Linked DNA regions of Homo sapiens: all the other regions are linked to region 2. A link is a loop called in an ENCODE intact Hi-C map of the cell type or tissue named here. Cell type or tissue: heart left ventricle. All regions are shown on one strand. Each heading gives the region's core, and the rest is flanking DNA. Links, peaks and the distances in the headings are about the cores only.

Region 1 (10,836 bases), core at 2,038-10,037, 69 kb before region 2:
TGATGCCTGTTGAGAACAGGGGTGTAATTTTCTGTTTTACATATACCCTCTTCATCCTAAACCCCAGCCCCCATCCTATCACCAGGTATAGAGCTATACACAATAAGCAAATATTGACCCTCTCAGGGCCAGATGATTACTGTTTACTCCTTCTTTATGAAACTTAAGGAGACATATCCCCTATGGTGGATTTGGGTACAAATTAAGGGGCACGTGTAAACCACACTCAGAGATCCTAGGCCAAGTTTGTAGCTTTTATCGCCGAGCTGCCCACTGCAGTGTAGACAGTTGTCCTGCCCGGTGCTCCAACTGGGAGGTGGGGTGGGGGCTGCAGAGCATTTGTTGCTCCCCTGATCCCATGTACAGCAGGCTGGCTGGGCTCTCTTCAAGGTATTCACCATATTATCCTTTGGTAGTGGGAGTTCCAAAGTGGCATGTTTAGGACATGAAAACCCAACTGCTTCATAAGCTCTCAGAAATCAAACCCTTTGACATCAGCTATCACTCGACCAAGAGGCAGCTGATGCTGGCACAAAAATAACTTGGCAGGCATGTCAGGCTCGGCAGGGGGTTGTGAGGCCTCATCACCTTTGGTTGGATCTCAATGTGAAACCAGCTGGTGCTCTGACCAGGATTTAAGGGCGTTCAAAGTTGTTCCGGAGTTGTGGGCGCTAGCAAGCCCTAGGAAAGTTGTTGGAGGGTTAAGGGGGTGGCGGCGGGGTCTGCGGGGGAAGCTCCAGTCCTCTGTGGCTAAGCCAGGATAAGCATTATTATTTCCACAAATCAAGCCACGTTCATGCATAGTTCCCCTTGTGTCCTGATCTATGTAATTATGGAATGCATATGTGTGGGAAGGAGTCTTTGGAAAACCGGTTCCTGTTCTTCATCAAGAGGCTGACCTAGAAGTTTAGGAAATTGGTTCATGGGGAAATTCTGTAGCAGAGAGCTGGCAGGAATTCCAGATGGTAGGAGAGCGGGGTGCCCGAGGCAGGCAGGGGCCATGCCTGGGCTGCCTTGTCCTCTGGAGCAGGTCCTAGGAACGTGGCAGTTAGCATACCCTTGTGAAGTCTGGAGGCCTCCGGGGGGTTTCTCTTCTGTACTGAGCAGACCCCCATCCGGTTTTGCTCACCATTGTCTGCCCAATGCTGAATAGATGCCTATCACACAGAAGATGCTCAATAAATATTAGTGACATGAATGAGTGTCCTATAGTCTCCCTGGCCTCAGTTTCCCCAGATGTAATGTGAAGGAACTGGATTAGCTCAGAGGCAAAGGATTTTACCGTTCACGTCTATGACGGTTGTCTTGTAGTGACAGGAGAGCTTTGTTGAGATGTTTCTGAAGCCAAGATTTGGCATGGAACTGGGGGAGGGAGTGGAATAGGATACACCAGAGTTCTCCCTAATAGGACTTTCTCACGTCCTTGTGCTCACTAAAACCTATATGGTTGTATAATTATACAATATGTGTGTAATTGTATCGTTCTAATAGAGTTTTAGCTGGTATGGAGCTTGATAGTCTTTACAGATACTGGATCCAATCATTGGCTTTGTTTGTTCCCTGGTGAGCAAAATGATAGTAGCCACTCTGCCTCTGGGGGGCAAAAAGCAGACAAATTTAGTTCAGGCTCAGCTCAGATTCCCGCTCCGCGCTGGGATATTGAAGTCCTCACTGGCAATAAGGGATAAAAAGGTTGAGGCAATGGAATTGGAAATGAAATAACAGACAGGGAGCCTGGCAGGTGGCAGCAATGGTGAGTTAATGGTAAGTAACCCGCAGCTTCGCCCCTGGACTGATGGTGCCTTCCGTGGGGTCTTTGCTCCCAGCTGAACTGGGACATGATGGCACCTGTGTGGGTGGCCTGCTTTACTCCTCTAGAGCAGAGACCTCAGGGCTTTCATTCCTGGCTTTGAACGCCCACAATTACTCCCACATGGCTCAGGGATCGCAGTGTCCCAGAGTTAATGATGCAAATGCAGCTGTGCCCTAAAACAAAAGGCAGCGGGTATGCGCTTTGGAGAGGGCGTGCATTTGGGAAGATGAGGATGCTCCTCCTGGTACTCTGCCCAGCCCACAAAGCAGAGGAGCATGAGCCCGTGCCATGTGAATGCTGATAGGAGTGTCCTGAGCTGGTGAACACCATGCTGCCACCTCTCTGAGGTGCAGTCTCTCCCTGAGGCCCCACACCCCAGCTCTGGGTCCTGCCTGACCCGAGCCAGCTTGCATCCTGCTTTACTGTCTGCTTTCTCAAGGTTTCCTGAGGCTACACCTCCTCCCAGAAGGCTTCAAAATTGTTATGCGTGGATATCACCCCTTTGTTTTCCTTGGTCACCCTGTGTCCACAGCAAGTGGTTGTCGATCGACTGCCCTGCCCTGGTGGCCCCTGGACTTCTCCTGAGTACTGGGCTCACTTAGAACAAAGAGAAGTCCAGGCAATTAGGATCAGAACAATGGTCTATTCAGCACTTCTCCAAGCAAAGACTCCTTTTGTCCAGAGTGCTGACTTCGGAAAGTTCTTCTTGAGGTTTTGGTGTAGGAAATTAGAATCACCAGGGCAAAGACAGTAAAAGAGAACTTCCCTGTGGGAAAATGACCCTGTTTAAAGGTAGTTGGTTTTCTGCTACTCACACAAATGCTTGTCTGTCTATCCACAGAATAAGTGATACTTTCTTTGCAGCACGCGGAAAGGTTTTTTGTTTCAGGGAAGCAGCTTCCAGGGCACAATTTTGTTTCTATCCCGGGGACGTTTCACATAAACGAGATGATATGAGTAATGATTTTCATAGTGTTTGTGGGCAATGACAAAATACCTGTGAAAGAATCCAATCCAGATGGAGAACCAATTGTTATTTCCAACCATTTTAGTTCCCAGGGTTAAAGTCAGCAAATACTGGCTGAGAGGATAAAATCCTCAAACTCAGATAATGATGTTGCTTGAAAAAATGGAAGTCTCTAACCAAAACTGAAAAGAATATTAATTGCAAATTCCACTTCTCCATAGTGCATACTTTGCTGTAATCTTAAATATATAAGTTACTTGGCCTACATGATTTCTATTAAGATGCAGCTTTTATAAACTTTCGAGTATGAATTAGCATCTGGTGGTGTTTTCGATGAATACTTCTGAAGGCTTTGTGTGAGGAAGCCTGTTAGGGTAATGGCAACCTCTCTCTCACAATAGTCCCTTGTAGAATACTCCTGTGTCATCCCTGTTTTATGGATGAGAAAAAACCAATTTGTCTAAGATCAAATATTTAACATGTGAAGGAGCTAGAATTTTTAAACAGCTTATTGAGATATAATTTACATACCATAAAATTCTCCCTTTTAAAGTGTGCAATTCAGTGGTTTTTAGTAGATTCACCAAATTTTGCAGCCATTGCCAGTATCTAATTCCAGAACATTTTCATCACCCCAAATAAAAACCTTATACCCACTAGCAGTCACTCCTCATCCCCATCTTTTCCTCCCCAGCCCTAGGTAGCCACTGATCTACTTCTGTCTCTGTGCTTTTGCCTGTGCTGGACAATTCATATATACAGAATCATATAATATGTGGTCTTTTGGGACCGGCTTCTTCCACTTAACATAGTGTTTTTTCAGCTTCATCCATGTTGTAACATGTATCAATACTTCTTTTTTTCTACTGCTGTGTAATTTTCCAGTGCATGTATATGCCACATTGCATCTATCCATTCATCAGTTGATGGACATTTGGGTTGTTTCCACTTTTTGGCTATTATAACACTGCTGTGAACATTGAAGGGGCATAAAGAGCTGGAATTTGAACCACTGTGCTGTCTGCATGTGATTGTTGTGAGCACTTTGCATCCACTCCAAAGAGGTAGAATTTTACAACAGGTAAGATTCTACAACAGCTCCTTTGACATGACCAAAGCCCATCCTTAGCCTCCTTCATTTGAAGGCAAAACACAAGCCCAGTGAAATGAAATGAGATGTTTTAATCTTGGCTACTCCATGTGTGGTCCTTGGGCCAGCACCACCAGCTTCTCCTGGGAGCTTGTTAGAAATGCACCACCTGTCCGTAATCCCAGCACTTTGGGAGGCCGAGGCTGGCAGTCACCTGAGGTCAGGAGTTCGAGACCAGCCTGGCCAACATGGTGAAACCCTGTCTCTACTAAAAATACAAAAATTAGCTGAGTATGGTGGCACACGCCTGTGATCCCAGCTGCTCAGGAGGCTAAGGCAGGAGAATTGCTTGAACCCAGGAGGTGGAGGTTGCAGTGAGCCAAGATTGTGCCACTGCACTCCAGCCTGGGTGACAGAGTGAGACTCCATCTCAAACAAACAAACGAAATGCAGCACCTGAGACCTGCTGAATCAGAACCTACATTTGTCACCCAATTCCTGATCCCTGGGTGATGAGTTAACTCATTGAAGTTTGAGAACTGCTAGTGAGTCACACAGCTAGGGCTAGAGCCCTGATTCCCAATTTCAAGTTGAGGGGAATTTTTATTCCTCAGTATCACTTCTGAACATGTTCAGAATGCATTTTTCTATAAAATATTAATAACTTCCAATAACTTCCTCACTGCATCAAAACATGAGATATGGAGACACCAGCTTTTCCACACTGACTCAGTGTAAGAAAAGAAACTGAAAGGAAGATATTTTCACATCATCTTTCATCATTCTCAGAGTATGTTACTAAGCCTTCAGGTCCCCTGTGCCAGTTGTGCTTAATCTGCAACATTTCCATAGGAATATATCATTGGCTTTGAGAATGCCTTGGCAAAGGAGGCTTTTCACTCCTGAACACACTTTTTGGGAAGCATCCTTGGGTATTAGTAATATACTTGGAACCTGTTTGGGGAAACATATCTGATCCCAGCATTGCTGATCCCACATCCCACCCTTCCTGTAGGATATGCTCATATGGCAGTGACATCCAGGTTCTCTAAGTAGTTGATTCTTTTACTCCTGACTTTCTTCTTCCATTGACCTTGAACAGTTTAAGTTGGAATTTAGAAAACAACATTCCTTCTACTACTTATGCATCATAGAACAGTAAGAAGACCTGGAAGGGACTCAGATCCTTAAAGTATCTTGATTTGGGGTTGATGTTACAAACCAGGGACAAGTAGACTCCAAAAGATTTTCCTGTCCTTTTATTTTACTGACTCCTCCACCACGTGCACAGGAACATGGCTCTCTTCTTTTTGTCCCATAAGTTGGTTCAGTGCCTGCAGGAGGGATATGCGCATGATGGTGGCAGTATGGAATGGAAGGGAGAGAATAAGGATTTGGACATCAATGCTACATCTATAGATTTTGGCAAATACTTTAAAGATGGTTCTTGTCCTATCTGGCTTCTGTTTGGGCCATGCTCTAACAGTTGTGATGTTGAGTTTTTAGAGTTGGAGGCAAACTGCAAACTGAGGGCTAGAGCTGTTTCCCTGCAGCTGGAGGCTTAGAGCCTGGCAGTCCCTGGAATCAAAGGAGGGATCAGGAGGGCCGAAACTGGAAAGGTCCATATTTGAGGAGTGGTGGGATACAGAGTGAGGTAGGGTGGCGGCAAGCCTTGGAAACCCCACGGAAGAAACATGGGTGGCTAGGGTCTGGCTCAGTTGGTTCAACAACCACACCTCTTAGATCACCTTTGCGTTAGACTGATGCAGCCTGAGCTCCTGGGGCAGGAGCGGTTCACAGAGCCAAGAAGCCCCTTGGCCATGGCTGGGAGTAAATTCCTGAGGCCTGGGGCCCTCTGGCTGGAATGAGCCCTCTGGACTTTTGAAAGTTTGGCCGGTTTCCCTTTAAGCTGAAGTCAAAGCTGCCTGGGGTACAGGTGACTTTTCGCTAGTTTTGGGCTCAGCTAGTTTTCAGGGTCTTTTGAAGAGGTTGAAAATACACACATACACACACACACACACACACACACACACACACACACACACACACACACTCTGCAAAATTTAATGCCTTCTACTTGGAGAACAGAAGAGCTTGGACTATTTCTTTCTTGGCTTGTTTTATCTGTAAAGTGTTCTGACTTGCAGGACGAGAGGAAGGTTGTGCATTTCCTGGCAGTGTTACTGCCTACCCCAGAAGCCCACAGGTGGTTCATCTCCCCAGTCAGCCCAGATGTGGCTTTTCCCCTTGTTTTGATGGACTTGGGTGCTCACCTGTCTTTGGAGCTCTTAGCAGCTTGGTGTCACTCTAATGGCTAACCTACATGCAGAGATGGTGTCCTGAAGGACCCTGTAGTTTGGCTGCTGGCATTTTTGGCCATCCTGTGATTCCTTTGGAGATCTCCACCAGGGTTATTGTTTGCTGTGACTGCCATTCCTCACTGGCTGCTGTCTTTTTAAATAGGTAGTTCAAGCAGTCTGAATCTCCTCGTGGAGGGGTTGGGTGCGGGGTGGGAGGTGGGGTGTGGTGGTCAATAAACACAAAAGAAATTGAGAATTCTAATGGGAAGGACTTGCCATCAAAATCAAGACCAATAAAGCAATTTCTGAGAAACATTCCCTAAAATAATTAGGTACAGAAACTGTTACTCATGCTGCTTAGTTTAAATGTATATATGATGTTAATTTATTCATTTAACAAATAGAGCAATGTATACCAAAATCTATAGAGGTGGGATTACAGGAGACTTTTACTTCATATATAGAAACATACACACACACACACACACACACACACACACACACACACACACACGCATACATACATATATAATTGTAATTCTTTTTTTTTGTAAATTGCAGCATTTTTTCACAGTGCGAATGAATTGCTTTTGTAATCAAGAACAGCTACACATATAAACTAATGCTCTAGAAAATGTTATCTAAAACCTATGAGCTGTAAAAAATGTTGACAAAATGTACAATTACTAGGTATTTTAGGAAAAATATGACCCAAAGATTGGTCAAGAAATGTATTTTTAAAAGCATTTCACTAATATAGTGATTATTATTATATTGAATTTATGAAGCTTGTTCATTTGTTTACTCATTCATTCCATCAACCTATTACTCCTCTGCTGAGCCCTGTTTTTTGACAGGCACAGTGCTGAGTGCGTCCCAAGGATGCTGAAGTGCCCTGGTTGTGGTGCCTGGCCTCCCATGGCATATGGTTTTGCTGGCTGCGACAGCTCCTGTTCCGCTGGGTGCTGCTGTAAGGAGCGTCTCACAGGCTGTCAGAGGGCCTGAGAAGCAGGACCATCTTTCCCAGGGGCATGGAAGGTGATGCCAGCAGAAGGCAGGAAGGAATCTCTTTATTCTACCAACTTACATCCCTTGGCTACAGGGTTCAGGACTGTGGGATGGGGCCTGTTAGGCTGCACCAGGCGAGCTCCTCATGCCCACAGAGGGCAGGCAGGGCAGCAGAGTGAAAGAGTGAGCTGGGAGGCGGGGAAGGCATCCCATCACCCTAAGACCTGTGGGTGCAAGTTCTCTGTCTTTTGGCCCCCCATAGTCAGGAAAGGGCCGTAGGATACTCAGTGCTCATTATGTTGAAGTCAGCTCTTAAGCCAGTATGAGTCACTGAATCCTCACGATCAAAGGCAGTAATTTCATGTCGATTAGCTACTTCAAAGCAAGTCATGGGAAAAATTAGGAATCTGGAAGCAAATTGAATTATACATCAAAGGAAAGCAATCTCTTGACCTTTCTTCCTCCCCACATCAACTGTTCTTAAGTGTAAAGATCCAAACTGGGTATAGTCAATTCAGTGTGGGGGCATGAAGGTCAGTTAAGCCAAGGGACTCTTTGAGCACTTTCTTTACCAAGGAATGTTCTTGGAGCTGCTGGAATATGGAAGAAGCATAGGATGAAGATCTTGTCAGAAAAGTACTAACCATGAATTGAGGAAGTAAGACCTGCACACAGTAAGACTGCCATACAGTGTCATAAATAAATGGGGTGATACAACTTGGTGTGCTGTGAGACCTGCAAGAGGAGGAAGACCATGTGGGCAGGAGTTATCTGGTGAGGGTGGATTTCATGGCAGGTCCTTGAAGGTGTGTCCAGTTTGGAGAGATAAGGAGGAGGACAGGGACATCCAGGAGAAGGTGAGGAAGGAGGTGACCTGTGGGGTGTGCACAAGGGTGGTCAGACCTGTCTCCTTAGTTGGGGCAGGAGGGAGATGAGGTTGGGATGGTGCAGTTCCTGAAGCTGGATGGAAGCATTTAGACTGGGGCAGGAAACAGAGTCAATGATGGTTTATAAAGTGGGGATAATCTGATGAAACAAATATTAGGGATTAGCTTGGTATTGAATATTAATCACTTTTCATTGAATCTTAGGCTTAAAGCTCAAGGGAAGATAACTGAGACCCAAGAAGTCAAGTGACTTTTCCTGTGACAGGGAAATAGCCAAAATGTGTGTGTGTATATAAATCCACTCACCCACCCATCCATCCATCCATCCATCCATCCATCCATCCATCCATCCACCCACCCACCCACCCACCTACCTACCTACCTACCTACCTACCTACCTACCTACCTACCTACCTACCTACCTATCTACCTATCTATCTATATCTATTTATCATCTCACCAGTCTCTGGAAAAATACATGGAATAATAAAAGGAATGTACTAGGACTAGGTACTGTACCAGGTGTTAATGGGAGACATAAAAGTACAAGTCTTAAATCCCTGATAGCCCTGAGATGCTACAATCCAATTAAAGGTACAAATGTATGACAAGTGGGCAACACAGAGACAGTGAGCTCACTTGGCAGGGTGTGGTTCTTGGCACAGGAAGTAAGGGAGCAAAGATGGCAGAGTCTCTGGACTGGGATGGTCAGGGAAGACGAAGAACCACGGCATGCAGTGCTGAAAGGACTGCAGAGATGTCCTGGCCCAACATGTGCACTCCATGCCTCTCAACAGGTGGGCAGGATTTTGACAGACTGAAAGAACAGAGCTCTGGAAAGAGAGGCAGGAGGCCCCAGGAGACAAAACATGACAACTTAGATAGCAGGGTCTGTTCAGGTGGCAGCGAATGATGGTAGTGGGGGTGTCATTTGAGCAGAGGGTTCTGAAAGGTGAGCAGTAATTGGTTGTTGTAATGCTTGGGTGTTAATGAGATATTTAAAGGTTTTTAATGCTACTTTTCTGTCACCTGTGATGTTGGCAAAATACCTTAATCCAGGCCATTGTCACATCTTTTTTTGATGAATGTAGCACTTTTAAAATAATTTTTAAGTTTTGTGAGTACACAGTAGGGGTATATATTTATGGGATATACATGCGATATTTTGATACAGGCATAATCACATCATGGTAAATGGGGTATCTATCACCTCAACCATCTATTCTTTGTGTTACAAACAATCCAATCATACTCTTCTAGTTATTTTTAAATATACAATTATTATTGACTATAGTCCCCTTGTTGTGCTATCAAATACTAGCTCTTACTCATTCTTTCTATTTTTTTTGTACCCATTAACCATCCCCACTCCCTCTGCCAATGTAGCCTCTTCTTAAACAGGTCTGCCTCCTTCTGTCCACTTTACAGATATTTATCAAGGACCTTGAATCCCTCCAAATGACCTCCACATTGAATGTAGCCAGAGTGATTGTTCTAAAAGGTACATTGGATTGTATCCCACTTCTCTACTTAAAACTGCTTGGTGGCTTTCGGTTACATTTATCTTCTCTTCTCCTTTTTGTTACCCATTAGTCCCAGCCAAGTTACTCCTGGTAATCTTCCACACTTAACTCTTGCTACCTACCCCAATCCTCCCCACCTCCACCCCCTGACTCCTTCAAACTATTGAAGATACTTTGTTATTCTGATCTTCTAGACTAAGACTTGAGTTCTTATTTTCTTCTCCCCTCACCCAAAGTATAAATATCAAAGAGAGGATTCTAAATATACCTTATACAACGTATAAAAAGACAAGATTTGATGGACTTTTATCAACTTCAGATAGTCAAGTGCAAATAACAAGCATGCCAGGTTCTTTTGCATCTCTTCGCTTCCTGCGTGTCCCTTTCCAGTGGCCATTGCTGTGTGTCTTTGTTTTGTTCAGTTGTTCACATGTATTACAGATAAAGTAGGTAACCTCTGTTTTACAGAGATGGGAATGAGCCACATGCATAAATTAATTCTCAAGAAAATGAAAGATTATGCCTTAAATGTGAAAAAATTTAAAGAAGTTTATCTGATTTGGGTGTAAGTCTGACAGGTACTATACATTGCCTTTTTGTTTGTTAAAGGACACTGAACCTATTCATAATATAACCCTTCCTGTGTCATCATAATAAACCCGGGTCCCGGAGTGAGCTGCAATACAGTGGAGCTGTCATCCTTTTTGCCCAGTGATCACTTGTCCAGATTTCCTTGCTTGCTTAATATTAAGTGTGTAGCCATCTATGTTGGTAGTGTCATAAGTTTACAGCTTTTGAAAATTTCTGCCACATTGTAATTGCCTTGCATCTGTCCTAACAGTAGCATGTAAGGAACATTCAGTTGCTCAGGGCCATTTTAGGAATGTGTACTATAAAGTATATATATATATATATTCCAAATGAATGTATTAATATATGATGAATATGAATAGCCATTATTCTTAGACATATATTAAGAACTCTTTGACTATATAGCGTGAATATATTAGATATATTTCTTTGTTTGGAAAGAGCTTAGGAGGGAATGTCTGTAATCAGTAGATCCATAAATGTGTAAAATGGACTGACGAGTCTCATTCCGCTTTACCCTCCATGCTACTGCCCAGGTAGGCTGGCACTGATGCCCTGCCACGCATTTTCCCTGAGAAAAGGGTCCACTCTTCCTGCAACCTATTCTTCCCACAGTTCTTCCTCAGCTGCAGCTTCAGGGGGCAGAATCAGAAGCAA
Region 2 (10,333 bases), core at 954-8,953:
GCCCAGTCACCGTCCAGAGAGGAAAGCAGGCCACAGTTCTTCCATTGCTCAGACGTGCCTGGAGTGGTGAGCAGAGACTGAGTGAACACCTGCTGTGGAGGTGGGCACTGCAGTGGCAAAAATGGGGACTCAGTGGCACCTTTCAATGGCAGACCCAGGCTCTTGGCCAAGTTGTGATGAAAGAAATTCAGCAGCAGGTGGGCGAATCAGAGGTGACAAAACCCTGTTTGGGGCTGTTTATCACCATTTTGAGAAAATTAAAACCAAAGCAATGTTTTCTGAGACTATTTTTGAACCCATTATGAGTATGATTTCTAGAGTAGGAAGTACAGGATTGGAGGATGATGTGCTCATTAAAGTCCCCAAGAATGGACAGCAGTGATGATTCAGAACAGGCAAGTCCTGGAAGAGGCCTGGTTCCGATGTGGCAATAGGGGAGTAGCTTGAGGAAACACACTGCACATCCCTTGAAGCCTTGGACTCAACAAAGAGAGGCCCTGAAGAATTAAGTGGGCTCTCTGCTGCCTCTGGCTTCATGTCGCCTGTATTTAAATCATGATCCCTTTCATCATGTTGTTCCAACAAGCATATTTTCCAGAGATCAAAGCAGATTCCTCGATGACACACATAAGAAATGCAGGCGTGGGGTGGAGGTGACATGAGATATTAGACAGGTTTGTAGGGCCTTTAAGAGGGGAAAATTCTGCATCTCAAGAATGCCCAATTCAGCCAGGTTCCAATTATGGTGGTAATGTCACGTGTCAAAGCAGTGATGTCTAATTATTTACCTTATTTATATTTGTCAGCACACAGAGCAGCCAAATGTAATTCCTTCAACATTTCTTTTTGGAATGACTCTCAGAACTGTGGTGACTGGAAGTTAGTAGAGTAAATGCCTCCATGAACAAAGACGTTGTGTTTCCGTGTCAGACATCCTTGTGTCTAGAAGGTGGGCTTGCTTAAGCTGGAGCTAGGGCTTTCGTAGACAGTTTGGAGGTGCAGTTGGGGAAAAGAATGCTCATGGTGCCAAATGCCACTTAGCACTCCTAGGGGACTTTTGTTTAAATTAATGCATTTGCAGTGATATATGTGACAGTGCTGCTATATCCAGGTCTGCTTCTTCCTGACCAGGTTCTACTTAACTCAATGGCACCCAGTGATTTAAGTGGGAATTGGGAGAGGGTGAGATAGAAGAGTATAGGGGGAGAAGGGAGAGTTGTACAAAGTGTGAAAAGGAAGGGTGATTGACTGGAAAGTGTGATTCAAGGAAGAAGGTGGAAGTCCCTTATACCAATTCCTGGGCCTGTAGTTAATCCATCTGGCATCTCTGCTTCCAGGGCCTATGTTGTGGGGCAGGGCACACCTAATCCCATTCATACTTACATTAGTCTTGACTTCCCCTAATCCTCTTCTCCATATTGGTGTACCCGCAACAACAGTAAATGTGTTTGGTTCTGTTTTGTTTCTTTTCCTGTTAGCATAGCCTCAAAAGGAGATTATTAAAAGAAATGTTGGGCTGGGCGTGGTGGCTCATGCCTGTAATCCCAGCACTTTAGGAGGCCGAGGCAGGCGTATCACCTGAGATCAGGAGTTAGAGACCAGCCTGGCCAACATGGCTAAATCCCATCTCTACTAAATATACAAAAATTAGCCAGGCCTGGTGGCATGTGCCTGTAATCCCAGCTACTCTGGAGGCTGAGGAAGGAGAATCACTTGAACCCGGGAGGTGGAGGTTGCAGTGAGCCAAGATCGCACCACTGCACTCCAGCCTAGCGACAGAGCGAGACTCTGTCTCAAAAAAAAAAAAAAAAAAAAAAAGAAAGAAAAAAGAAAAAAAGTGTTGGCAGGGCGTGGTGCCTCATGCCTGTAATCCCAGCACTTTCAGAGGCCAAGATGGGAGGATTTCTTGGGGCTAAGAGTTTGAGACAAGCTTGGGTAACAAAATGAGACCCTGTCTCTACAAAAAATAAAACAAAATGTGGTCCCAGCTTACTCAGGAGGCTGAGGCACCAGGATCCCTTGAGCACAATCCTGTCACTGCTCCAGCCTGGGCAACCGAGCAAGACCTTATCTCTACAAAAAATGAAAAAGAAATGATGCTATACATTTATTTTTTTGCTTTCAATTTTAGCAATCAAAAATCTAGAACAAGATATAAATGTATGTGTTTACTCCTTCCAAATAAAGTGGAAAGTGAGTAGTCAGTAAAATGCAGAATGAGCCCAGGACGTTAGGATAACAGGGAGGTTGTCATGCAGTTGAGGTTCTGGGTCCATGATTTCCTATAACCTTTTAAAAGTTCAACCTTTTAAAAATTGGCATTTAACATGCTTCTCTATGGGGCAGAATTGGAATGAACCTCAGAATGGAACTGAACTAAATCTCCAGCTTATCCCCCTTGAGAATTCTGAGAAGGTAATGCCCTTTCTTCTAAGTACTCAGATCTTCAGATAACAATGCTTTATGCTTTTAAAGTACTCTTTGCTGGTATACTAGCCCCAGGGAGAGGTAGATTTGTGCCAGCATCTAAGGCTCCCAGGAAATATTCACCCTTGCCAGTCCAGTCTTCACCAGCCCCACATCAAAGCTGTTTTACAAATGGGAATTTGGATCCCGGTTTATAACAATGGAATTAAAAGGCCAACCTACCATGGATATAGCTATGTATAATGTAGATGACTTTAATGTGTTCCTTACAGCTCTTTGGAGAGTGAGTACCATCTTTGTCTTTTTATGAAGGCAGATGTTTTGGGCAAATTAAATGGATCAGAGCTAGATCCCATACAGGAAGCATCACCCATCATGATGTCCACGGTTAATGTGTTTTTCATCTCATGGATGTCAGGGGTGGGGGTAGATGCCTTTATCTCTGTTATGAACTCAAATCCCTTCAATTTATCTTTATTTTTAGGGATTTAAAAAATTACCATTAATTTGAGTAAAATTCTAATAAAAACAGTAGATGGCCTTTTAATACTAATATTTTCTACAAGTCAAAACAAAAAATTAAAGGAAAGGCCACTCAATTTCATTGAGTATTCTGTATTAGGTTTCTTGGCTCCAGCATTTAAATAGCTTTTGCTTGCTAAATATATAGGGTATTCTCTGAATTATCTTTTTATTGTTTCCCAAAATCAACTTGCTGAAAAGGAACTATGTTGGAAAACAGTTACTATCTTAAAACACTTTTCTGTTTTCAAAAGTTTGAAAAAAATGGCATATTTAAACAACAAATTCTTAAACTTGAGATTCATATGATTTCCTTTTAAAGGGGATGAATTTGCAAATTGCCAAAGATGGTTTACAGTGTCTGACTTGCTGGGACACCTGTATTTGCTAAGAGAAATGTTATTTAAAAAACACCTAATATATTTGGAAGCACAAAAAAAAATGACGAAGGGAAAGTGGGGTGCATTAGCTCCCTGTGAGGGTCATTTTTATGTATCAACTCAGCTGGACCAATGTCCCTAAATATGTGGTCAAACATTATTCCAAATATTTCTGTGGGGGTGTTTTTGGATGAGATTACATTTAAGTTAGTAAATGTAAGGAAAGCAGGTTGCCTTCCATTATGTGGGTGAACCACATCCAATCAGTCAGAAGGAATTTTGCAAAAGACGGTGCTAAGACTGCAACAATGGGTCCTTCCTGAGCGTCCAGCCTGACAGTCTTCAACTCCAAATGTGGTATCAGTTCTTTCCTGGATCTTCAGCCTGCCAGCCTACCCTGCAGATCTTAGACTTGCCAGCCTTTATAATTGTGTAAGCCAGTTTCTTAAATCTATATATAGTGTGTATATATACATATTATATGTATGTCAATATACTTTATATAAATATGTAAGTATATATTTTATGTATATATGCATACATTTCCTATGGGTTCTATTTCTCAGGAAAATCTTGACTAATACATTCCCCTTTCAGAGAGATCCACTAGCAGAGAAATTTTTGGTCAAGAAATTTAATTGCATGGTGTTTTCCTTGATGGCCTGGTTGGACCATACGCTGTCATATATGTCCCCTTCTTTTGTCCAGAAAAGACAGTGCTGGACAGTCAGGAGGAACAGCCAAGAAGAAACCCTAATCAGTCCACCTACGATGAACAAAATAGAACATTCTTGAAGTTTCCTGATGCTAAAAAACCTTTTAAACTCAGCTGGCCTGAGGTCCTGCAGACCCAGGATCCCTGTCACCCACTGGGGATGTGAGGTAGAGGAGCAAGCCCCGCGTACTGGCCTCACACTGAGGCCCAGTTGAGCTCCAAAATGGGACAAAGTACTGTTTTCCCTAAAACTTGTTCTCTTTACTCTTCAAATCAGCATTTGGTACTACTGCCAGTGCCAGTGCTGGTGCTGAGTGTTTCAAAAACAGTTCTACTTCTTAAAATAAAAATGTTTATGGAAAAAAGATCATATTTCTAATCTCTTTCAGTTATTTCTGCGGTAGAAGCTAGGAACTTCGTATCTGAACACCCAGATTAATTGTCCTTGGAGTGGGGCAGACAGTAGAGATTGAATGTAGCTGTAGCAAGTTAAATCTCCAAACAAAACATGTAAGATGGTTTTAACATCTTATATAGGCTTCTGGCACAAGGTATGTGTTCGTTAAATATGTCACATGAGTGAGAGCTTCTTGGAGTGCTCCCTGGAGAGGTGGCTGAGTGTATGTGTTTCTCGGCAGTATCATCATTGAATATTAGAGCAGCTGCGGGTTAGAAACGAAGGCAGGGCTTCTGGGCAGACTGCCTGGCAGGAGAGATGCTCTCTGCAGAGTTAGTGCCGGGAGCTGGTGCCACCTCCCCACCCGATCTCCCTGAACATGTGTCTCATGCAGGGCCACACTTGGACCACTCAGAGTGGTCAAGGGTGAAGAGCACATGCTGTTTGCTTGTTCTGTGTTGACTTTCCTTTTTACTTCTTGTTTGTTACCTGTCTAATTGCCTCTGGTCTGTGGGTAAATGCTTTATTAGTTGGGGCCAAAGCCCAGGCATTCTCCGGGCCTACTGAATCAGGCTGCGTCTCCAGGGAGCTCACAGTGTGAGGTGCCTGGGCACGTGAGTCACTGGGCTGGGTGGCTGCAGACTCCCGTCACGGCAGTCGGCTCCCTCACTGCCTCTGGACTTGCCAAAGTTTTGTTGAGGTGGAGAGGTCGCCACAGGCTGAAAGCATTAAGGAGAACCACCCTGGCATGCGGAGCAGTCGGTGTGCTTTGGAGGAAAACATACAAACCAGGTGAGTGTGTGTGGACAAGCTGGGGCTTGGCTGCCAGATGCCGCCCTCCCCTTTCTGGTGGGACTGCTCAGGGACATCTCCTCCTCCTCTCTTAACATCTTCCCAGGTGTTTCTTTGAACAGAGCAATGGGTACTTTTCCAGCAATATAAAAAGCTTTGAACAGAGAAATTTTACAGATGGTATTAACTTTTCAAAAATTAGACAAACAACCTAACTTCAGAAGTTGGTATTTCTTACATTAAAATCCTGGGAAAATTAAATATTTTGCCACTAGTTTTTACATCTCTAAAACTAGGGTAATACTGACTACCTGGTGTTGGCCATGAAGAGTCAATGAGGCAATGCTTGTAGATTAACTTCTTGTAGATTGGTAGTGTAAACTTCAGAATTTAAAATTTATCCATGCTCACCCTCCCTCCCTCTCCTTCTTTATCTCTCCCCCTCTCTCCCTGTCTCCTCACCTTTGATTTAAGTCAACAAAAATTCATTTTGTGCCCCGTGTGCCAGGACTGGGCATACAGTGGTGAACAAGACACACATGGCTCTGCCTCATGGAACTTTCCATTCTGGCCAAGATGATAGACAAGGAACAATAAAGGATATATGTAATAATGACAGCTGGTGATAACTGCTGTGAAGAAAAGTAAAGCAGGTGTGAGGCTTCTAGAGGGTGGCATGTATAAGGTGGGCAGACACTATTTATACAGGGTGGACGAGGAAGACCTCTTTGAAGACGTAATGTTTCACCCAAAGAATGGAGCCAGCTGGAGGTAAATCTGCATCCAAAATGTAAAAAGCAATGGATTAAGGCATTCGAAGCAGTTTCTGAATCGTCAGGAACACTGTTGATAACATGTCAGTGTTATCAGCTGAGGGATGATTATCATGAAACTTTTTAAGTTCTAGAATTTCTAAATATCTGTGTGTGTGTTGTATGCAGGGAAAGTGCATTTTCCTCAGCATGGATTATGCTTTATCTCTGTCTGTGAAAACACTGTTGCGAGAAGCTCAGCTCAATTTAGCAGAACATAAGTGGAAAGTAGACATTTGAACGATACTGATGGTTGATTTCCATTAAGTAGGAATTGAAATGAACTGTTGAATTGTTGCTTTTTGATATGTGGAAATGAGTAAAAACCTTACGTATCTCTTGGTCTTTAAAGAAAATCTACTTTGATATAAAAATTCTTTTTAAAAAGTTGGCTTATACCCCCACAACTATCAGAAATGCAGCTAACAGAGCTAGCAGTTTGTAAGGAGTTACCTTGGAAACTTCTTTCCTAGAGAGAACCCTCCACATGTAATGTACGGCTTGCCGTTTGGAAAACAACCAGTATGAAATCCTTCTCGAATCTGTGGGTGTGCCAAGGCAGGCTTTTCCTCATGGAGAAGTAAGTGCTGGTGCTTTAAGGGAACCCCTTTTTCATAGGTGTATGGGAAGAAGAAATCCCTGTCAGCCTGCATTGGCTCTGGCTGGTGTTACATTCCACCGCAGTTCATCTTGAGATGTTTCTGGCAACCCTCTGTTTTCAGTGCTACTACAAATAGGGACTGTTTACCACCCCTGGTATGTACTAACTGCTAAGGTACTTAATGGCACCTTGGCCTTTTTTATTCCACATCTGTGTTTTGACTCATAGTTCCTTTTTTTTGTCGCAGTTCCTTACATGTGTACTTTAGAGTTTTGATATTTCATTTAAAAGGTTGACCTGGGCCACCTTAAAGTGACTTTATGTATGTTTGCAGTATTTAGTTAGTTTAAGCTTTAGTGTAATCAACAGAAAATGGCTATCTTAGCGGCATATTAATTTTTCAGGTGTTAATCTTTTGTTTTCTTCAGAGACAGTGGTGTTAGTGAGCGACTCTAGGAAGTTCCCCTTGTTCCGTATCCAGCACCAGGAAGGGAGGGTGTCAGGCTGGAATGGTAATTAATGAGAGTTCAGGTTTGTCTGTCGCAAGATGAGGCAAATGTTTTTACTTGCACTCTGGGATCTCAAGTGCACTCAGATGGATGGGTGTTTTGGTTCACGTTCTGGCATTCCCACTGCACATCATGCATTTGGAGTGATGTTACCAGAGCTGTGAGGGGACACAGCGTAGGCAGCGTGTGGAGTTTAGCAGGAATTTCATGGTAACACAGAGCACTCACTTCACGCTTCTTTACGGTCTCCTATGTTGACTCCCTCAAATCATCCATTCTTTTTCCATTTATGGGGTAATCAGCATAGAACCTCGAAGCAAGTAGTGAGATCTAAGGGCTTGAAAGTCAATGTGCCCATGACATTTGGCTTCAGACTAGAGCATCAATTCACACTGCCTCACAGCGCTGACCCCGCTGAGGGTGGAGTTGGCTCCATCTGCCCTAAGCTGCCCCCTGGGAAGGTCCTGCATCCTGGCCCTGTGTCCTGCCGCCTTCAGGGGCAGGTTGGAGCTGGGCTCTGTGCTCCTGAGTGGCATCCTTGTGGGGACGAAGGACATATGAGAGTGTGGGTGAGGAGAGGCCAAGCTCCTGGCAGCACCAGGCCGGCCTGTTCCTAGGTGCGCATTCCCAGGTTCGAGGCACTGACTTGAGTGGAAAGTTTCTCCTTCCCATCTCTCTCCAAGGCCATGGTTGCACATCACCACAGCCGAGACTCACAGGAGAGCCACCAAAGGCAGAAAAGGGTTTTATTTTTCCTCTTTTTTGAAAAGTAAAACCAAAAAAATTCTTGTTTTTCTGTGAGGTAGATTTGTCACAGGTTAAACCATCTCATTTTATATTTTTAGTAGAGAAGGGGTTTCACCATGTTGGCCAGGCTGGTCTTGAACTCCGGACCTCAGGTGATCTGCCTGCCTTGGCCTCCCAAAGCTAAGATTATAGGCATGAGCCACCGTGCCCAGCTGTAACCATCTCATTTTAAAACCAAGGACAAGGAACATAAGCATTTATGTTCCTTCAGAATACAATAAGACAAAAGGGAACAGAACACGGGAGGGAGGAAACCTTAGAGAAATTCGGGAAGGAACGTCGCAGTGTCTGTGGGAGCTGCTCACCCGCAGATCGTTGGAGGCAGCCTGTGTTCTTCACACCCCACAGCCACCTTGTCCGCTGCCACTGTGAGGCGCCTGGGTAGCCAGCTGCTTCGTGAGGTTGGTTGTTTTGAGCTAAGCCTGGAAAGAAAACAGGATTAAAGCAGAGGAGTAAGATTGGGTTTGATTAATGTTTAACACAAAACAATTTTGGGCCTGGCACAGTGGCTCACGCTTGTAATCCTAACACTTTGGGAGGCCAAAGAAGCGGATTACCTGAGGTCAGGAGTTAGAGACCAGCCTGGCCAACATGGTGAAACCCTGTCTCTACTAAAAATACAAAAATTAGTTGGTCGTGATGGTGCATGCCTGTTATCTCAGTTACTTGGGAGGCTGAGGCAGGAGAATCGCTTGAACCCAGGAGGCGGAGGTTGCAGTGAGCCGAGATCGTGCCACTGCACTCCAGCCTGGGTGAGAGAGTGAGACAATGTCTCAAAAACAAAAAAAAAATTCTGTACATTCACTCACTCAGCAAAAATCAGTTGATAATCAACAACTTGCCAGGCACCGTGTTTAGCTCTGGGAGTGCAAAGATAGAGTCAGCAATTTATCAATTTGTTATGGTGATATTTCCTGTTAGTTTTGTAGGGGACTTATTTTTCTCTTTTGTTAGGTTCAGCCGTTGATTTTAAAACAGATGCTTCTGATCTGTGGGTGAATGTGCCTTTGAGGTATAATTGACAATAATAATCTGTACATACTTAAGGCATAAAATCTTGATATGTTTGGACATACGTGTACACAGTTGCCGCCATCATCACAACCAAGATAGTGGCTGCATCCAGTACTCCAGAAAGTCTGCTTCAACGACTTGGGATTCTCTTTTATCCCAATGCCACCCATCCCTTCCCCAGGCAACCACTGATCTACCTTCTGTCACTATGCATTAGATTGTATTTTCTACAATTGTGTATGAATTGGATCATACAGTACATGTCCTTTTATTGTCTGGCTTCTTTCACTCAGCATACTTCTTTCACACGTCGCATGGTCTTCATAGTTCATTCCTTTTCATTGCTGGGTAGCTTTCCATCATCTGGATATACCAGAGTTTCTTTATCCATACATGTTTTGGTGGACATTTGGGTGTTTCCAGTTTTAGACTATTCAAAATAAAGCCTTTGTGAACATCAGCGTACAAGTGTTTGTATGGAGATGTTTTTATTTCTCTGTGGTAAATACCTAAAATGAAATTGTTGAATCATAAGGTAGGTATCTGTTTAGCTTTAAAAAATACTTCCAAACAACTTCCAAAGGAGTTGTACTATTTCATATCCACACTAGTGTTGTATGAGAGTCTAGTTCATCTACATTCTTTCCAACACTTGGTGTGGTTAGTCTGTTTAATTTTAGCCATTCTACTAGGTAAGTAGTGGTACCTCACTGGGGTTTTAATTGGCATTTGCCTAATGACTAATGATGTTGAACATCTTTTTTATGTGCTTATTTGCTATCCATCCATCATCTTTGGGTGAATTGTTTGTTCAACTCTTTTTGCCAATTTTTAATTGGGCTTTCTGTTTCTTATTTGATATTATTGTTTTTTAATATTTCTCTATTACTGAGTTTTGAGTTCTTAAATGTTCTAGATATAAGCCTTTTATCAGATATGTGATTGCAAATATTTCCCCCAGTCTGTAGCTTATTTTTTCATTCTCTTAGCAGGGTTTCATTCTCTTAGTTTCAAAGAGCACACATTCTTAATTTTGAAGAAATTCAGTTTATAATTTTTTTTCTTTTATGGACCATACATTTAGTGTCAGATCTAAGAAATCTTTTTTTTTTTTTTTTTTTTTTTGAGATGGAGTCTCGCTCTGTTACCCAGGCTGGAGTGCAGTGGTGTGATCTCGGCTCACTGCAACCTCTGCCTCCCAGGTTCATGCCATTCTCCTGCCTCAGCCTCCCAAGGAGCTGGGACTACAGGCGCCCTCCACCATGCCTGGCTAATTTTTTTTTTTTTTTTTGTATTTTTAGTAGAGATGGGGTTTCATGGTGTTAGCCAGGATGGTCTCGATCTCCTGACCTCATGA
Region 3 (10,836 bases), core at 483-8,482, 59 kb before region 2:
TTCTTCATGGCATTAGGAAAGCATTCATGTTCTCTGGAAACTCAGGCCATTTCCAACCACAGTTTTTTTATGCAGTGCTGTAGGCCAGGCTGGGCATATTGGGAGGTGGTTTTTTTTTTTTTTTTTTTTTTGCGTTTAAAGAGCATAACTCATTTTTTAAAAAGCTTATAAGGCATTCTCCAGCTGGTGTTGGAAATAAACCTTAATTTCCCTCAGCTTTTCTCTTTCACTGAAGGAGAAAAGCAACAGGACTGAAGGAAGGAGGGGAGCGGTGGAGTCATTGTTGCTTTCTGTGTTTGTTCTTTGCATCTCTTTTCTTAGTAAATTGCCTCAGGAATTTCTGCAGGCGGCTATAATCTACTCTTGAAAGGCCTCCTTTTGGACCAAGCTCTTCAAGTGAGCCAAAACTCTCCCTAAGACTGCAGGGTTTGGGAGAAGACAATGAAAAGAAAGGGAGTATTACCATATGGTCCTTCTAGTGGGATTGCAAAATTTCCTTAAGTTGCTGTAAAGTGGGGGCTGGGGAAAAGGCAGACAACTTTTTTTTTTTTTTCAGGATAGCAGTCACCACCCTCCCTTCTTCCCACTTTCTCTTTTCACCCCCTCCCCACCCAAGTTGGTTGCAACAGAGCTTTCTTACATGGTTCTGAAAACGGGGACATTTGGGTTCCGTTGGTACCATGGACAGATACCACGCAGACATTTTTCTCTCTTGGTATTTTGAGATAGTGTCTCACCTTGAAATAAACAAAATACAAATGACAAAAATTTGACTTTTATTACCATGGGAATTAATGTTGGAAGCAGGCTAAACACAATTTTTGTATAAACTGTCAAAGACAAAGGTATTTTTCTCTCATGGCTGACATTTTAAAAGACATTCCTTTGCCTCCTACCCATTTAAAAAAAAAAGTCTTTGCACTATTGAATCAGAGGCAGTCTTTCTGAAACTGTGACTTCTGCTGTTAATCTAGTTGAAAGTGAGAACAAATTAATTCATGTTTCCTCAACTCCGAACAGTGATGTAAAGGGAGCTTGTTATGGGTTAGAGTTTTAAGGAATTAGGCAGAAGGTATGTATGTCTGACACCTTATGTCTTAAAGATCCTGAAAATTATTTCAAGCTCTCAAATTATAAAAAAAAGAAGGTGGTGGAAACAGACTTCAAATACCCTATTCATAAGATAAGAGGAAGAGGGAAGGAGGGGGAGGGTACTGGTTCTTTCATTCACCCTACCTATTATGTGTCAGTCACTGTTTAAGGTCTTGGGGATACAGCAGTGTGTAAAGCAGACACAAATCCCTGTTTTTATGGAGCCTACATTTCAGTGGGGGAGACAGCACATAAGGTAAATCAGTAAAATACATAGTGTGATAATGATAAGTGCTATGAGAGAAAAACAGACACGTGCTTCTGAAAGAAGAGTATATTTGGGTGCACGTCTGAGATTTTAGATAGCCAGGGAAGTCTCACCCAGAAGGATCTGGAGGATCAGGGTTATATGAGGACAAGGGGAGAAGCAGGGTGACCACTGCGTGACCCCCCCGCCCCGCAAGGCATGATTGCTTAGGCCAGAAGTGTACCAGGGCAGTAGTAAGAAAGGGTTGGATGTGGGATTCCTTGCCAGATGAGACTGGGAGTATAGTAGGGAGAGGCAAGAAGGCTGGCGACAGGGTTCTACCCTGAGCAACTGATGCAGACCCCGTGGTTCCTCTGCTGTGGGTCTCCAAAGCAGAGTCACCAGGACTTTTTGGTTTGTCCTGTCTTATACTTTGTGTAATTGCTTTCACACTAGTTTGCAAACTCCCTGAGAGCAAGTCTTTTATCTTTCTTTCACACTTCATGGAGTCCAATAAATGTTTGTTTGACTTGAATGGAATTGAGTCTATTCCGAGATCATCCGGTGAACAAACACACACACACACACACACACACTCACACACACACAGAGAGAGAGAGAGAGAGAGAGAGAGAGAGAGAGAGAACGAGAACATTGTAGACTACCTGCCAGGTTTACAATGCATGACTCAACTGCAGTTAAAAATGATAGCCAAGGGCCATGATGAAATCTTTTCTGAGCCAGCCAGACCCATGCCTGTGTGGGCTCAGAATAGTGGGAAGAGAGATGGAACTTCACTTCAAATGCAGCTCCAAGGCTCCCCATCCTGGCTCTGGAGCAGCCAGGAAGACTGCTTTGTGAGTGGGAGGATTGGAAGAATTTGGGATTTTGGGGAATTTTGCCAGATGGTTTGACCTCTGGTGTTTGAAGGCCAGTCACAAAGATTCTACTTTGTAACTTAATCTGGAAGTGACCCAGGTCTTATGGTATGTCCTGAGCCCAGGACTAAGCCAGCAGAAAAGTGTGGCTGATGGAGAGGCAGGAGCAGTGTTGGTTGGCACTGACAGATGGACGGCAAAGCTCCCAGGCACAGTCGGGCTCAGCCAGATGCTCCACTCAGCACAGCCAACCACTGTCCTGGAACCAAGGAGGGAAAGGAGAAGAAGTGGTACTAAGATCCCACCCACTCTTTACTCTTGCTAGCCCAGTATCTTTTTGTGTATTGCTGTCTATTACTTTATCCATCTACTGAGTATTGAAGAACGTGTATATGTCAGAGGAGTCTGCACTCCACTGGCTCTTTATGTTTTATTCCAAGGTGAACAAAACCATAATTAATGCTAGTAAAACACATTACCAAGTATTTTCACATGAACAGGGTAGGTTTTATATTAACCCATTTTTCATATGAAGAACTGGTACAGAGATTGTCATTAAAGGGTGGATGTATGTGCCTCTGCAACCTTTCTGGCCAATGACATATCTTGAATGTCATACATTTCGCCATCGGAGAAGCATTTTGTCATCTCTGATGCTGGTTAATGAGCCCTCTGGAGCAGATGTCGATAGCAGGATTAGAAGCACATGTAATAGCCACTCCTGGCATGGACTCCTTCACATTCAAACTGGCCACCTCTTCAAGCACTGCAGGTGTTAACTACATGCCCCGAGGTCAGTGGTTCTCTGAGCATCCTCCCAGGACCATTCACCAGCTGTGGGGACACCAACTGTGAGTCTGGTAGAAATGCGGAATCCCAGGCCCTACCCCAGATCTGCTGAAGCTAAATCTGTTCTTGTCAAGTTCCCCAGGTGATTGCTGTGCACATTCAAGTGTGAGACGATTAAAGATATCACATACATCAACTATTGTATTTCTGCTAGACTATTTAAAAATCCTATGTGACAGTCCCAGCTGTGGATAATTCTTAGCTGTGAGGGCTCCTTCATATAGGCAACCTGTGCCACTTGTTGCTTCCCTTTTGTTGACTTCTTGACATCTTTTTCTGTTCAATTGTCTAGTTCTTTTAATATATGTCTCAGAAAATGTGTAGCCTGAACCTCCGATGACCTGCTTTGCAATTGAAGGTAGGATGTGCGTGGACTCCTATGTCTCTCCCATGCCACATACCAGACTGGCCAGGGAGGAGCTGCTCTTGAAATTCCTTTTTGGTTCATGGAGATGCTAAAGGTGCTTCTCTGACTTAGGCTGACTTTGCTTAAATATTCTCTAAATATGGTATTAACTGGTGAAATAATACTAAAAATCTAGTAGCCTTAAGTCTCAATGAGAATATAAAAACAGGCCTCCTCATAATTTTCAGACTAGGAAAAAACAAAACTCTGCTTCCTTGCAAAGCAACAGTTTGGGTGCTTGGTTTAGTCCTAATGGCACCTTTCTCTGCAGTCGATGTTTGAGGGAGCCTCTAAGTATGGTATAATGACGGGTGTGCATGTCTCTTCCTGAGGCCATATGTAGACACAGGAAAAGCTCCAGCCCCCCAGGGGGTGTGGTGAAGGCTGGGGCCCTGCTGTCGGACCACAAAGATTACTGAGGACATTTTCCATGCCTGTGGCTCTGGTGTGTGTGGAGGAAGGGGAAGCCTAAGGGAGAACTCACTGGGGCAGTGAAGGCACTGTCCCGGCTGGCTTCCTGTTCCTGGTCTGTTACTGTGCCCCCCACCCTCAGGGTTCTGCAGCTGAATTGCCACCAAGATTGTGGCCCACACAGAGGGTGTGGTCGAGCCAACTTCATTCCCGGTGATCACGTGCTTCTATCTGCTCTACAATGATCTGGGAAGGAGTTGGGGTGTGGGGGCTGCCACTTGAGCATTTGGGGGTGGATGGGTGGTAGGTCTTCACAGCCAACAAGAACTTCATCTCTTGTGAATGTATCTTAAGTTCCCCTTTCCCCACCCATATGTCCTGGCTCTTATCATGTACCAGTCAGAGGTTGGTTCACATTCTCTGCCTGAAATAGTTCCACCAGCGATGAGCCTGCTGGGATCCATGGTGATCATGGTGTTAGAATGGTATGCTCTTTTCCTTGTCTTCTCCTGTCAGTGGCCTGTGGTTGCGAGTCTTTCTTGCAAAGGCTCCCTTGGCTTAGACCTCAGTGTGAATTGATGAAGCCACTCAGAAAGGGAGGGAGGGAGAGTGAGCATGGTGTGCCAGCAAGCCTGTGAGCATGCGCCCACCCATAGGGCCTGTGGTGGTTTCTCTTAGCAGCTCCCAGTCCCTGCTCCCCACCATTCTGTGAAAGTCCAGGGGCTGCCCCAGCAGTTTTCTCTGTGAACTGACTCAGATGAGACAAGTAGACCCCAATGAAGTACCAGTGGAGCTTGTGAGAAGAGCGCCCTTGGTGTTCTTCCTTTTAGTGACAAGTGGCATTATCATGTCAAGACACCACATGCTAGGTGAACCTGAAACCTAGCACAGAGCATGATACATAATGGACAACATCGTGTTGGTTGAGGAAACATCAGGAAAGCATTGCTCAGCCAACCTACCATGAGGGTGATTATTAACTATTCCAGAAGTCAGCCTGTGTCTCTTGCAGAGGAAAGAAATGGTGCTGCCCATCATAGGACCACAAAGGTTCCCAGCAATGCCAGGCTGTCTCACTCTTTGGTGTCTACTGTATGTGTTCCCTCAGCCTGGAAAACTGCACCTGCCTTTATTCACGTGAATTACTGACTCATTTCCCCAGAGTTTACCCAAATGACTAGGGCCCTCCTCTGTTCCATCACTTCCTGCATTAGGCTGCACATATCTACCTGGGACTCTGTCTTTCCTGTTAGACTCTAAGTTCCTCAACACCACCACATTTTTTGCTCATCTTTGTATACTTAGCAGCTGGTAGTGAACACAACAGAACTTCCTCCATTTTCCCATTGGCCACTAAATGGCTGCCGAGTGCAACACTGGCTCTCTCCTGGATGGTTCTGTCTACATCCACCACTTTGGCCCCAACTGGCTTCTCCTCTCCCAGTCACAACATATGGGGGCTACACTTGGTGTTCAGTTTCTGTGTCACCAGCTCACATTATCTGTACTCTATCTCAATGCATTCATGGTCAGTAATGATTTTTGTGTTGCTTTATATTCATAGGATGTTCTTGTTTTTGTTTCTTGAAACAGGGTCTTGCTCTGTCTCCCAGCCTGGAGTGCAGTAGCACGATTATAGCTTACTGCAGCCTCAATCTCCTGGGCTCAAGCCATTCTCCCAACTCAACCTCCTGAGTAGCTGGGACTAAAGGTGTGTGCCACTGCCCCCAGCCCAAAGGATGTTTTATAGTGATCTAAGTTTATATAACATCTTATGGATGGTATTATCTAGAAAGGAAACAAGTTATTTAAGGTCAATATTTAAGAGTTAGAACTAAAACTGAATTGTAGATCCTCTAGAATCAACCTTCCTTTTCTTTATCAACCTTATTGACGAGTAATTCACATGCAATAAAATGCACACATTTTAAATCCAGTTCACCTTTTGACAACTATATCTCAAACAAGACAAAAAATATTTTCCCATAGTTTCCTTCATGTATTTTCCCTATCAATCTCCGCTATTCCCAATCCAGGCAAGCACTGGTCTGCTTTGTCACTATAGATCAGATTTGTCTTTTCTGAAACTTTATGTGAATGGAATCATACAGTATCTGGTATTTTGTGTCTGGCTTATTTCATTTAGCATAATATTGTTAGAATTCATCTAGGCTGCATGCGTCAGTAGTCTATATTGCTGATTAGTGCACCCTTGTATAATGTACCACAGTTTATCTGTTTGCCAACTGATGGACAGTTGAGTTGTTTCCAGTAGGGTGTTTTTAAAAATCATTCTGAGTAAAGCTTCTATGAACCTTGGTGAAATGTTTTTATGTGTGTAAATTTTCATTTTCCTTGGGGAAAGTCCTAGAAATAGAATTGCTGGGTTGAACAGTAGGTGTATATTTCAGTTGATAAGCAACTATCAAACTGCTTTCTAGAGAGGTTGCAGCATCTCACATCCCACCAGCAGAGCGTCAGGTTCCAGTTGTTCCAGGTTCTCCATAAGCTTATATGACCATTCTTTTTATGGTTAGCCATTCTAACATTGTAACATGCAAAACGTAGCCAAGAGATATTAAAGTTCTTGCCTAAAAGCACACAGGCAGTAAGTGCCTGAGCTGTGGTCACCCTGCTGGGCCCCTGAGCCTGTTGCTGGTTGTCCTCCCACTGCATCCTGCCCACTTCTCTGTATGGACCCTTCTGTAACTGTGTTATTCCATGGGAGATGACAGAGGGAAATGGTCAGTTTCATCAGGAAATATACTCTGATTAGGTATTAGGCTCAGAAATATTTATTTAGCTGAGGTTCTAACCCCAGGTTCTCTTTCTCTTTTCTGCAATTGAAGTCTGGCAGAACTTTGAAGCTATATCCACATTGTTTCTTAGTGAGGTTCTCAAATGTGTTGGACTCACCCAGCTGTCACAACAAAGGGGAAGAGACCTTATGTTTGGTATTTTGCATTTTTTTGTTTTCACTGAGACAACTTGCTGGAACTGCATGGCACTCTTGGCTTAGCCCTCCTTACCAGAGGACACACAGCCTGGAAATAAATACAGAGGAAAGTGTCAGGAGGCCACGGAGGATCCACACACAGCTTGTCCGTTTAATGTGTACAAACCTTAGGCTAGGTGTGAATTTGTTATGAGACAAAACCAGTATTTAAGCTGTACTGAACTTGTAAAAATGCCAGTATATATTATTTTACTGTTGTTCTTCTGTTCCCCATTCATTACTGAATAAACTCCCATCAAAACAGTTGTTTTAAATATCCATTCTTTTTTCTGATGCAATTTTCTTTGCTTTATGTGATACTTGCCATAGATTTGTGGCTGTTTCCATCTTGAAGAATACTTAAAGGAAGAACCCTGGCCCCATGGGTTGGGGCAGGTGAACTGCTGAGTTTTATCATCTCTGCACAGTGACATGATTGATGCTGGGTTGTTCCCTTTTGACCCCAGCTAATGATCCTTAACTTCTCTCCAAGGAGTAGATACTCATTTCTTTTTTCTCAAAGTGTTTAGGGCAGAGAGGGTGAACATCTTCCCTATCAACTGGCATTGACCCCGGGAAGGAAGAGGCAATCTCTTTGGGGGAGTGATTGTGCTTTGGAGAGAGACCCCCAGGGCCCAGCTGGGGCCTGTCTGAGCTCAGGGGACCGTCTCACCACCTGGTTAGGAAGACCTGACAGATGACAGGAGGCATCTTATAGCCCTGAGTGCAGTGCCCAGGAAAGGACTGGACTATTCACTGTATGGAGGACATTAGGTATTTTTTAGAAATGTCATTGAGGCCTTAGGGGCTGGAGAGAGAAAGAAAAGTAGTCTTTACTGAGTATCTAGCTTGTGCCAGGTGTGTTTCCAACATGATCATGTTCATCATCACATGGCTTCAGGATGTTGGAATGTGTATTTTAAATCCTGTTTTACTGATCAGAAAACTTAGGTGCAGAGAGGAATTTCCTCTGAAATGCAAATATGGATTTAGGAGTCTGGATGGTGGTATTGTCCAAGGCCATGGCACAGTGGTGCCTGAAATCAAAGTGCAAAGCAGGCACAGGTACAGTGTCAGGATGAGGACTTTGACAGCTGGTGCCATAGATGAAGTAGAGAAAATGGCCCCCAAGAGCAGGTGGGAGACAGGTTCAGGAGCCGAGGGTGGCAGGTTCTTTGAGCTGAGACTGGAGAATGGGGTGCTTAGCAGAGGCCAACACTAGGTCAGTCCTGGCTGCAGTGGGTGCCTCCATAAGAGGGCTAAGTAGTTTTTGCTGTGTGGGGCTGGCTGGGTGGTATGTGGTTGTGGTTTCCAGCCCTTGAGCTAGGGTGGTTTTTGTCTCCTAAATGTTCTCCCCAGAGAGGTGGACCTCACACCCAACTGGAAGGGATGGTTTCCTGTGGATGCTACCAGGAGCCCTGGATGCTTCCAGAAGAGTGAGAGAGAATGGGTTTGTTTGTTTGTTTAGGAAGCCTCCTTTCTTTTTGTGCCCTGCCAGTAGGGGGGTGAGTAGGGCCAGCTGCAGGGCAGTGACAGCCATTGTGCCATGGCCATCTCAGGAGAGGGATGCCCTGTTCACAAGCAAAACCAACTCGGGTGCGTGTTCTTCGTTGTTTTTAAAAGAGAACCAGGATGGGTGCAGTGGCTCACTCCTGTAATCACAACACAAGCCAAGTGGTTTGAGAGCAGCCTGGCAACGTAACGATATCCTGTCTCTACAAAAAATTTAAAAATTAGCCAGGCATGGTGGTAGACACCTGTGGTCCCAGCTACTTGGGACGCTAAGGTGGGAGGGTCACTTGAGCCTGGGAGGTGGAGGCTGCAGTGAGCCATGTTCATACTCCCACACTCCAGCCTGGGTGACAGAGTGAGACCCTGTCTCAAAAAATAAATAATGTTAAAAATAGAACTAGAAAAAGGAATACGTGAGTCTTGAGAAAATATGTAATTCAAATATTTCAACTTAATTTGGAAATTAAGAAAAAGAATTATGAAAGTCCATCACTAAAGAAAATACCTTAAGGTTCTCCAGATCCCTAATTATGGGAAAAGAGAACGTAGAAAGAAAGAGAGGGAGAAGGGAGGAGGGCGGTTGGCCAAGCTATTTTCAGGGCCCAGAGAGACAGCCCTGAGATAGAGACTGAAGAGAGAGGCCAGAAGTAAGTCCCTGGTCACCTGTTTTTCACACTGCTGGCTGCCTCGGGGCAGTTGTACTGCGTTTGAGATGCCACTCATCTGCTTACCTAGGTCAGCAGCCTTTTTAGAGGAACAGCATCACGGTGCTGCCTCCTCCGGGCACCTGTACACAGATCTTCCATGGCTTGGGTGAGCAGTTCAACCTCTCCGCAGAGGGAGGTCTCTGAGGACCCTTTACTCTCTACCATTCTTTGATTCTGGGAGGGAAAATGGCAGGTTTGAAACAGCATTTTGATCTATTAAGTGGCCTTCATCAGCTGACTTGGGCCATTTTGCTTCCACAAAGGGACAATTTTGGAAATGCAAAGATGGGAGCAAATGGACGTGGACTTTGCTGGGGCCCCAAAGCTGACTCATTCCCTCCAATTCAGAGGGAAAAATAGTGTCCTATGAACTAATTCAGAATAGAGGTATAAATGGCTTTGCTTGGGCTTTCCTCCTCAGTAAAGATGAGGATGGGGCCAGTGGGTCCCAAGGTAACCAGACCAAATGGGTGTGGAACTGGGTGGGGCTCAGCAGATGGTAATGACAGGCAAGCAACCACATACATAATTTTATGACTTAAAGTCTTTTGCAGCCTCTTGGTGAATAGCTCTTTGAAGGCCATTTGCCTCCTGCAATAAGTGGGGAGGGCTCCTTCATTTGACACCTTTCTGGGTTTCAGCTCCTGCAATACTGGGCTGTCCTCTTTGTTGACAAATCATCATCTCCGCCAACTGTAAGCTTCCTGAAAACTAGTGCTCTGCCCCATGCATCATTTTACTCTCCCATTTGGCATAGCCCTTGTTGCAGAATGAATGGTCAGTGATTGTTTGAAAGAAGGAAAGACAGGAGGAGTTAGGATTGCCTGCTGAAGGTAACAAAGAAGCATCTGGAACATCCAGTGTCCTAAAAATTACTTGTACCCTTCCCTTTAGGAACTCAGAGTAGATACAGATGTGTCTGAAGCTCATCTATGGAATCCCGGGTTAACTCACGCCTTAGAACACATACACTTGCCCATCAGCATGAACACCAGGCACCTACCCCAGCCAGACACTGCCAGGGGCTGGAGGGAAACCACTGTGGATGAGAGCTGGCCCTGGTGTGGGGAGATCACAGAAGTGTGCATGGACAGATAAGCGATGATTCATGGCAGAAAATGCCAAATCCCAGGCCTGGGGCTGCATGTGTTTGCGGAAGGGGTTGTAAAGAGTTGTGCCCTCCATGAGCCTGGGGACTCTCCCACTTCCTGTAGGCTTGCCTTTGGATATAATTTTTTAAGCAGACTTCATTTTGGGAAAGAGTAGTTTAAATTTTACAGAAAAAAATATTGGGCAAAAATTTGTTCCCATATACCCCCTCAACCTTCTCCAATTTCCCATTAGTAACATCTTGCATGAATGTGATACATTTGTTATAACTGATAAACCAATATTGGCAGATAGTTATTAAGTGCAGTCCATACTTTACATTAAGGTTCACTCTTTATGGTGTATATTCTATGGGTTTTGACAAATGTATAATGGTACTATCCACCATTACAGTATCATACAGAATAAGAGTTTCACTGCCCGAACAATCCCCTGTGGACCATTTGTTCATCCTTCCCTCCCTCCTCCAAACCCCAGGCAACCACTGATCTTTTTACAGTCTCCACGGTTATGCTACTTACAGAATGTCATGGAGTTCACTATGTATGTGTAGTATGTAGCCTTTTTCAGACTGGCTTCTTTCACTTTTTAGAGGAACAGCATCACGGTGCTGCCTCCTCCGGGCACCT

Evidence for each region. A loop is a pair of places that touch in the nucleus more often than their neighbours do. Peaks named below come from ENCODE experiments on the same cell type or tissue, not always from the same donor. Only the 100,000 strongest peaks of a DNase experiment are listed, where the experiment ranks them.
Region 1: a loop joins it to region 2, with 2.1 times the contacts of the local background. A loop is called at or near these places in 8 of 110 quality-filtered maps.
Region 3: it touches region 2 in a loop (1.9-fold over the local background); 9 of 110 quality-filtered maps call a loop at or near these places.

What each region holds. Positions count from the first base shown.
Region 1 is chr18:36,469,112-36,479,947 of GRCh38, forward strand. All of the region lies in intron 3 of FHOD3 (formin homology 2 domain containing 3), which reads left to right. Among named protein-coding and RNA genes, the nearest start is that of FHOD3, 180 kb to the left of the region's middle. RefSeq lists enhancers at 1,556-2,112, 4,539-4,588. In heart left ventricle, for the core only: no CTCF peak of the experiment used is centred there; no DNase peak of the experiment used is centred there; H3K27ac peaks cover 1,728 bases.
Region 2 is chr18:36,539,455-36,549,787 of GRCh38, forward strand. The region is part of intron 5 of FHOD3 (formin homology 2 domain containing 3); the gene reads left to right. Among named protein-coding and RNA genes, the nearest start is that of FHOD3, 250 kb to the left of the region's middle. In heart left ventricle, for the core only: no CTCF peak of the experiment used is centred there; a DNase peak (open chromatin) is centred at 5,077; H3K27ac peaks cover 2,763 bases.
Region 3 is chr18:36,480,912-36,491,747 of GRCh38, forward strand. All of the region lies in intron 3 of FHOD3 (formin homology 2 domain containing 3), which reads left to right. Among named protein-coding and RNA genes, the nearest start is that of FHOD3, 190 kb to the left of the region's middle. In heart left ventricle, for the core only: no CTCF peak of the experiment used is centred there; no DNase peak of the experiment used is centred there; H3K27ac peaks cover 2,191 bases.